Regions from separate parts of the Homo sapiens genome. Here region 2 is linked to region 1. Evidence: chromatin loops called from intact Hi-C (ENCODE). Cell type or tissue: heart left ventricle. All regions are shown on one strand.

Region 1 (4,000 bases):
GCTTTCACTCATTTTATTCTACTTTCTGGGAGATTTCTTCAACTTTATTTTCCTACTCTTTTGACCACTTTTTTTTTTTCTTTTTAGAGACAGAGTCTCACTCTGTCACCTAGGCTGGAGTGCAGTGGCATGATCATAGCTCACTATAGCCTCAAACTCCTGGGCTGAAGTGATCCTCCTACCTCAGCCTCCCAAAGTGCTGGGATTACAGGTATAAGTCACTGCACCCAGCAGTGACCACATTTTTAATTTGTAAGAGCTCTTTATCATCCTCTGATTATTTCTACTTCACATCATCCTGCCCTTTTTCATGGCTGTGTATCTTCTTTTAAATCTCTGAGACTATCAGTTAAAAATACACATAAATTTTTTTTTAAAGTTTCTTTTTACATCATTTCTATTTCCTTTGAGTTCATTTTTTTCTGTTTGTTTGTTTTGGTCTCTCTCTCTCTCTCTTTCATGTGGGATACTTTTTGCAAATTTCTGGTGATCCTGGGCTATCCAGTCATATGGAATAGTGAGGCATCACAATGATTGGTGACTCTGTTATATGGACAGATATTTGACTGGCAGGTCTCAATCTGAGGCTATTTCATTGGGAGACCATAAAAGTCTCTCCTTAAGGTCACCGAAGGGTAGGTTTGAGATGTTTGGGTCGGGGGGCATTTTGACAGCATGGCTTCTCCTTTGGTATGTTTAATTGTGATGTTTGACAGACATCCTTGTAGTCAAAGACGATACTTTTAAAATAAATTATCCCCCAATGATGACTTGGGCCCTGTCACTCAACGGGAGAATTAGCAGAGCCTGTAGGATCTTATTTGGAATTGACATTCTCTATTGTAATTTCATTCCTGTTTATTTTTAAATTTTCTTTGTGTTCCACCGGAAAAGAAAGATGTTGCTCAGTTTTAAACTTAACAGTGCACAAGTTGCTTTGTTACAGTAAAACCCAATGTTTACACATGCACACAAAGTCCATCTTCAGGGGACTTTTCTCTGGGGCTAACAGTTTTTTTCCAGTGAAGAATCCTCCAGTCTTCTAGCCAGGGAACATATACCTGATAGTCCTTTTCTGGGAATGGGGTAAGGGAAGGAGCATGGCATTGGGGTCCACTATTAACATGTAGACTTAAACATAATCCTCCTCCGGTCTCAGCCAGCACCTGCCCTATTGTGGCTGGGATCCTTGAACTTGGGGGTGCTCTGGTTCTATTTCTGTAAAGAAAAAAACCTCCAATCAAGTGCAGGGACATAGTTGCCTGACTATTTGGGATTGGGAGGGGATCTGGAATTGTAATTTCTTCATATATGTCTTTCAATTGCTTCCCTAGGGTTTAGCCTATCCTTCAAACTCACTTCCTGCAGAATCTGCTGCCTCCAGGTTTCCAGCTCTCGGGGCTCTCTGGGAGGATCTGCTCAGTCCTCATCATCAGTGCCATCTTTGGGCCCTTTCAAGTCAGTTACCCCATGGCAGCCACTTTTTATCATCCCCAAATTTGCTAAGTTCTTCTGTCCACTGAGGTCCTCACTCCCATTCTCAGAGTTCTCATGGGTTTATGCTTTAAAAACTTTTGTGGGTCTTTGGAGAAAAAGGAGATAAAGATGTATGGTCAATTTGTTATCTACAGTATCTCTGACATCACGTGTTGTGAGCCACCCACTTTTAAAACTAGATTTTTTTTTTAATTTAAATTTTTATTTTTAAATTGACACATAATTATATATACTTAAGGGGTACAATGTGATTTATGTATATATGTTTATACATATATTTATATATGTGTATATATATCTATCACATTGTACCCCTTAAGTACAACGTGTGTGTGTGTGTGTGTGTGTATATATATATATATATATATATATATATATATATATATATATAGTACAATACATGCATATACAAGTACTATACACATACCCATACATTGTGGAATGATTATATCAAGCTGATTAACACATTCGTCACCTCACACCCTTATTTTTTGTAGTAAGAACATTTACAAAAAATTCTTTTAGCAATTTCAAAATATACTCTACATGATTATTAACTATGGTCATCATGTTGTGGAACAGACCTGGAAAACTTCTTTCTCCTGTCTAACTGAAACTTTGCACCCTTTGGTCAACATCTCCTCCTTCCTTGCCTTCCTAGCCTCTAGTAACCACCATTCTGCTCTCTGAAGTAGGAATTTATTTTAAATGTTCCCTAAACATTTATTTCAAGCATCCAAGATTTCATAAAAATCTTTATGTCACCATCTTCTTACAGGTCTTGATCTATTCCCGGCCTTCGCTTTGCCAAACTAAAACCTCAGTTCTCATGTTGATGTTTTCACCAGGCTCCGGATTCTCTGGTTCTTTTTCTCTGGCCTCCCTTCAGTTGTCCTTCTGGAGGTCCATGACAAAAGATGCAGGCATCCCAGCCACCCCCTGGATGACAAAATCCTCTTCTACAAATATCTCTGCACTAAGCGGTTGCCTAGGCAGGGTAAAAGACAGGACTTGCCTTTGGTGGGAGAGCGTGTTCTCCACATTCTTCCTCACTGTGGACAAAGTTCTCAGAAGCCACTTTGGCTTCAAGGAGGTATCCCTTAAATGGTGTGTTCACACATCACCACGCACCACATTGCCCAAGGGAGCACTGCTATAATTAGCATGTGAGCTCCTCACCAGTCCATCACATTCTAGTAAACCCAGATGTAAGGGAGACTTGGTGGAAAAGAGGAGAAAGCCAAAAAGACAGACAAAACAAGAAGAAGAGGGGAAGAAGGATGATGGGGAAAGGGTGGCGATAATATTCATAATAAGGTTTGTAATTAATGATTATAATAATTACTTGCATTTGCAAAGAATTTCCACGTGCATGGTTTCATTCACTATGTGTAACAACACAAAAAAGTACACACTTAGTCCCTATAGACTACCTTATGGGTTCAATCTATGGGTTCAATTCTAGAACTTAATTATAATGATCATCTATGACTTTCTTTCAGAGAAATTTGCTCCAAGTTTCAAACAGTGATTTATAAATGGAAATATACACTGTGTGGAAGTTCAGGGCTGCCTAAGTAGATGAAGGCATAGCTTGATTTCTCTGAAAAAGGAGGACTCATTCCACAGGGGTTGATGGTGAGTCTCCTCTGAGCCAGCTGTGGTGCTGAGTGCTGAGGTGACGGTAAAGATGAGTAGTGCATGGATGCTCCTGCCCACGGTGAGTGGATTTAAGAAGAGAGCACCTGATGCTGCCGAGGGATTACAAAGGAAAGATTCAGTGAGGCATTGCAAAGGAAAGATTCAGTGAGGGATTGCAAAGGAAGGGTTCAGTGAGGGATTGCAAAGGAAGGGTTCACCGAGGGATTGCAAAGGAAGGGTTCAGTGAGGGATTGCAAAGGAAGGGTTCAGTGAGGGATTGCAAAGGAAGGGTTCACCAAGTGATTGCAAAAGGATTCACTGAGGGATTGCAGAAGGATTCACTGAGGGATTTCAAAGAAAGGATTCACCAAGGGATTGCAAATGAAGGATTCAGTGAGGGATTGCAAAGGAAGGATTCACTGAGGGATTGCAAAGGAAGGGTTCAGTGAGGGATTTCAAAGGAAGGATTCAGTGAGGGATTGCAAAGGAAGGGTTCAGTGAGGGATTGCAAAGGAAGGATTCAGTGAGGGATTGCAAAGGAAGGATTCACTGAGGGATTGCAAAGGAAGGGTTCAGTGAGGGATTGCAAAGGAAGGGTTCACTGAGGGATTGCAAAGGAAGGGTTCAGTGAGGGATTGCAAAGGAAGGGTTCACTGAGGGATTGCAAAGGAAGGGTTCGGTGAGGGATTGCAAAGGAAGGGTTCAGTGAGGGATTGCAAAGGAAGGGTTCATTGAGGGATTGCAAAGGAAGGATTCACTGAGGGATTGCAAAGGAAGGATTCATAGACCAGAACTTTGACATGGGATCTGTCCAGCAGAAAAGGTAGGGTAGGGCATTTTTGCAGAGAATGTGATGGACAAA
Region 2 (4,000 bases), 480 kb after region 1:
CTATAAAGTGTGTTTAGTAGAAATATTAGATTAGTCACAAATGTAATACAGCCAGGTCTGAATTGATGCTTCCATGAGCCTCTGATTCCATGTGAATACCCAGATTTTCTTCCACTGGTGTACTTAACTCGTCTTTCTGATCTCCTTTTATTTTCTTGTCCTATTGTACTCACTTAAATTTTCTCCATATTGAATTACACCCTGATTTTGTTTAACTGAAGGACTGACACTCTTGAGATGGCTCAAAGTTGAATCTATAAAATGAGTTGAGAGCTAACAACAGGTCTAGAAAATGCTTTGCTAGAAAAAAAAGATTTAGCTAGAAAACAGAACAAGTCCGGGCGTGATGGCTCACGCCTGTAAACCCAGCACTTTGGGAGGCCAAGGCAGCAGATCACTTGAGCCTAGGAGTTCGAGACCAGCCTGGACAACATGGTGAAACTCCTTCCCTACTAAAAATACAAAAAAAAAAAAAATTAGCCAGGCATGTTGGTGCACATCTGTGGTTCCAGCTACTCAGGAGGCTGAGCTGGGAGGATCACCTGAGCCTGGGAAGTTGAGGCTGCAGTGAGCCGTGATCACGCCACCACACAGACAACAGAGCAAGACCCTGTCTCAGGAAAAAAAAAAAAAGAAGAAGAAAGTAAGAAAACAAAACTGGAGCCTCTCCTTAATTTAATATTTATGTTCTTCTGGGTTTTCAGAACTATGAATGATTTTTTTTTAGTCCCACCAGGTTACTTTGTTGTGACATATGGTATCTTTAAGATGATAAAAAGTGAGATGACAAGGTGATTAATTTTATGTATAAAAGCTTTGAAGACGATTTTAATCACTTATTCTACTATTTCAGTATATTGGTAGGGATTAGACTTTTAAAAATTCTACTTCATCTTTCTGTGAAAGAATTCCTAATGAAAAAGGACATAGACTTTGGAACCAGAAAGACCTGGGTTTAAGCCCACCTCTACAACTTACTTGCTGGGTTATCTTGGATAAGATACTTAGACTCTTAGAATGTCAGTTTTCTCATCTGTAAATGGGGCTAATTAGGTCTACACGGCAGGGTTGTTGTGAGGTTTAGAGATCACAAAATGCCCAGTAGAGTGTCTGGCAAAAGTGGGAGCTCAATAAATAACAGTGAGTTGTTTCATGGTAATGGCTCTGCTGGCAGGCCACCAGGAAACATAATCTAGTATTACAGAGTGCCCCAGATTCTTGAGGTCCCTGGCATTCCTCTACTTTGGAAGGACTTATCGTTGGTACCCTAGTCGTGTGTTCAGAATGGGAAACTCAAGTCCTTAGACATAGTTAGGCATACAGTTAGTGTTTGTTGAATTGGATTGAAGGCAGCACACATTGCTTTAGGATTTCTCTTAGCTTGGAGTCTGCAGGCTGCTTGTTTCTACATCCTGGATGTTCCCCTTTCCATGCTTCAACTTCCAACGGCTCCTGAATCATACTGTGGAGGAGGCAGCCAGGTCAACTTCCTCTCCCTCAGAACCCAATTCAGGGGCAAAAGCAGGATGCTAAGGCTGACCCAAATGTCTCTGACAACGCCTTGTCATGACCCTTGGACAGAGAAGACTTTTAGAGTAAAGTCTCTCTTGGAGTGCTTGGTGCTATTTTTGTGTTAATGTAACTCTAATTGGTACTCTAACCATTCTAATGCTTTGAGAGAGATGTCTTTTTTTTTTTTTTTTTTTTTTTTTTTTTTTTTTTTTTAAGAGACAGAGTCCCAATCAGTCACCCAGGCTAGAGTGCAGTGGTATAAGCATGGCACATTGTAACCTCCAACTCCTGGCCTCAACTGATCCTCTTGCCTCAGGCTCCTGAGTAGCTGGGACTATAGGCACATACGATCATGCCTGGCTAATTTTTAATTTTTTTAGAGATGGGATCTCGCTATGTTGCCCAGGCTGGTCTCAAACTCCTGGCCCGGAGCAGTCATCCTGCCTCAGCCTCCCAAAGTGCTAGGATTACAGGCCCAAGCCACTGTGCCTGGTCAGGTGTCTTTGAGAGTGGTGCTATCCCACTGAACTGGTGAGAAAGTTGAGTAGAACCAAAGAAAGAAAACTTGATAGAAGCAAGAATTATGATTGCGAATCACTAGCCCTTCTGATTTTCTCCAGTCTAAATTATGTTTTGCTCATTTTACTTGACCAGTAAGGTAAAACCCCACGTGGGAGGAAGGGGAGTTGCTGTTTCATAATGGGTCAGAATCAAAACCCCATTGTCCCAAGCCAAGCTTTCAGACAGGCTGACTCCCTGCATTTTTCTAAGTCAAAATAAAAACAATTCCTTTATGCCGTCACGTTGCAGCCAAGTTAAGTCTTCAATACAGTCATGCATTGCTTAATGGCCAGGACACGTTCTGAGAAATGTGTCATTAAGCAGTATTGTCGTTGTGCAAACATCATAGAATGTACCAACCCAAACCTAGGTAGATAGTAGAGCCTACTACACGCCTAGGCTATCTGGTGAGCTTATTGCTTCTAGGCTACAAACATACACAGCATGTTACTATACTGAATACTACAGGCAATTGTAACACAATGGTAAGTATTTGTGTGTCTAAACATATCTAAACATAGGAAAAGGACAGTAAACATACGGTATTGTAATCTTATGGGACCACTGTCATATATGGGGTCCATCATTAACTGAAATGTTGCATGTGGCTCATGACTGCATGAGAGATGTGATAATTTGCAGACAGACCGAAGTTCACAAAGGGCTCTATTAGTTTCATTTGCATGGAAAAGACTAGTATTAATACATTCAGTATAGACAGTTCTTACATTTGAGTTTTAGAGCCAACAAGACTGACCTGGAAATGCTTTTCTGGTTTCATTTTCATCTATTTAATTACCCCTACCACTGGAAAAGATTTTAAAACTCTGGCCTCATCCTTCTAATTTATATCCACAGATTAAGTTTCAGTTCTAAGAATGATCAACTAATTTCATGTTTTATTTTATTCCATGAAGAGAGAGAAGGTACCTTCTCATCAGAACAGCCCTATCACCCTTTTCTCCTCCCAGGTTAAGCCTGAGCCCTTGCCACACGGATTTCCTTCTCACCCGCTTCCTCCCCGCACCACTCTGGGGATCAGAAGTATCAGTGCCAAGTGGTCCCTTTCATCTCCTCATAATTCTTCCCCAGCCACTTAGTGGGTTAGTCAGGCCCTGCCTTCTCTTCAGCCAGCCCTGCAGTCCCGGGAATGTCTTGAGTGAGCCCTGGAATCTCTGCACAGGGTGAGTTTCCTGTTGTACATGCTCAGCCCAATATTTTTTGATTCATGAATATTAAAGAATTAGAGATCACAAGGCCTTACCACCATCTTGCACCCTCTGAAAACATAATGACTCTTTTATTTCATGGCACTTTACTTAGTTTATTCAGCATGATCAGGGCAGCATTCAGGCTATAGCAAGCTTGTTAAATATTTACCCATGAGGCTGATATTTATACATGAATCAGCAGCACTTATCAGTGTGTGACACTGGATGTAGATTTTGGACGCTTACAAGCTAAGAAACTACTGGGTTAAATAAAGGGTGAAATGACGTCCTTTAAAAAATAAACTCTCAGTTAAAACTATCTTTCGTAGTGCCTAAAGTGCTTTGCACCTGTTGAGGCTCACCCCAGACAGCCAACCAAGTCATTCAGAATCAGACCTGCCAGAGTGTCTGGTCCATCACATTTGAGATCAAATGAATCTGATTGTTTGGTGGTTGGGGTGGGAGAGTACTGAGGTATGAACAAAATTAAGAGGAGTTCCTGCTTGCTGCTGTGTGGGAAATTGTAAACGGAGATGAGCCGTACATCACAGTGTCTACTTTGGTGACGGTCTGAAGCCTCTAGGAGCCCCTCATCATTTGGGATGCTGGCCTGGCTCCCTGATAGCCAGACCTACTGTTTCTTCCCATCCCTGTAGTCTTCCATGATTAAAATCCCCCTCCTCTCAGGGAGGTAACATATTTCAGCAGAAACAGCC

What was found. A loop is a pair of places that touch in the nucleus more often than their neighbours do. Peaks named below come from ENCODE experiments on the same cell type or tissue, not always from the same donor. Only the 100,000 strongest peaks of a DNase experiment are listed, where the experiment ranks them.
Region 2: it touches region 1 in a loop (4-fold over the local background); 3 of 110 quality-filtered maps call a loop at or near these places.

Annotation. Positions count from the first base shown.
Region 1 is chr2:27,745,533-27,749,532 of GRCh38, forward strand. No RefSeq gene overlaps it. Among named protein-coding and RNA genes, the nearest start is that of MRPL33, 24 kb to the right of the region's middle. RefSeq lists silencers at 3,316-3,516, 3,476-3,676, 3,636-3,836. In heart left ventricle, no CTCF peak of the experiment used is centred here; no DNase peak of the experiment used is centred here.
Region 2 is chr2:28,230,099-28,234,098 of GRCh38, forward strand. The region is part of intron 7 of BABAM2 (BRISC and BRCA1 A complex member 2); the gene reads left to right. Among named protein-coding and RNA genes, the nearest start is that of BABAM2-AS2, 78 kb to the right of the region's middle. In heart left ventricle, no CTCF peak of the experiment used is centred here; no DNase peak of the experiment used is centred here; H3K27ac peaks cover 641 bases.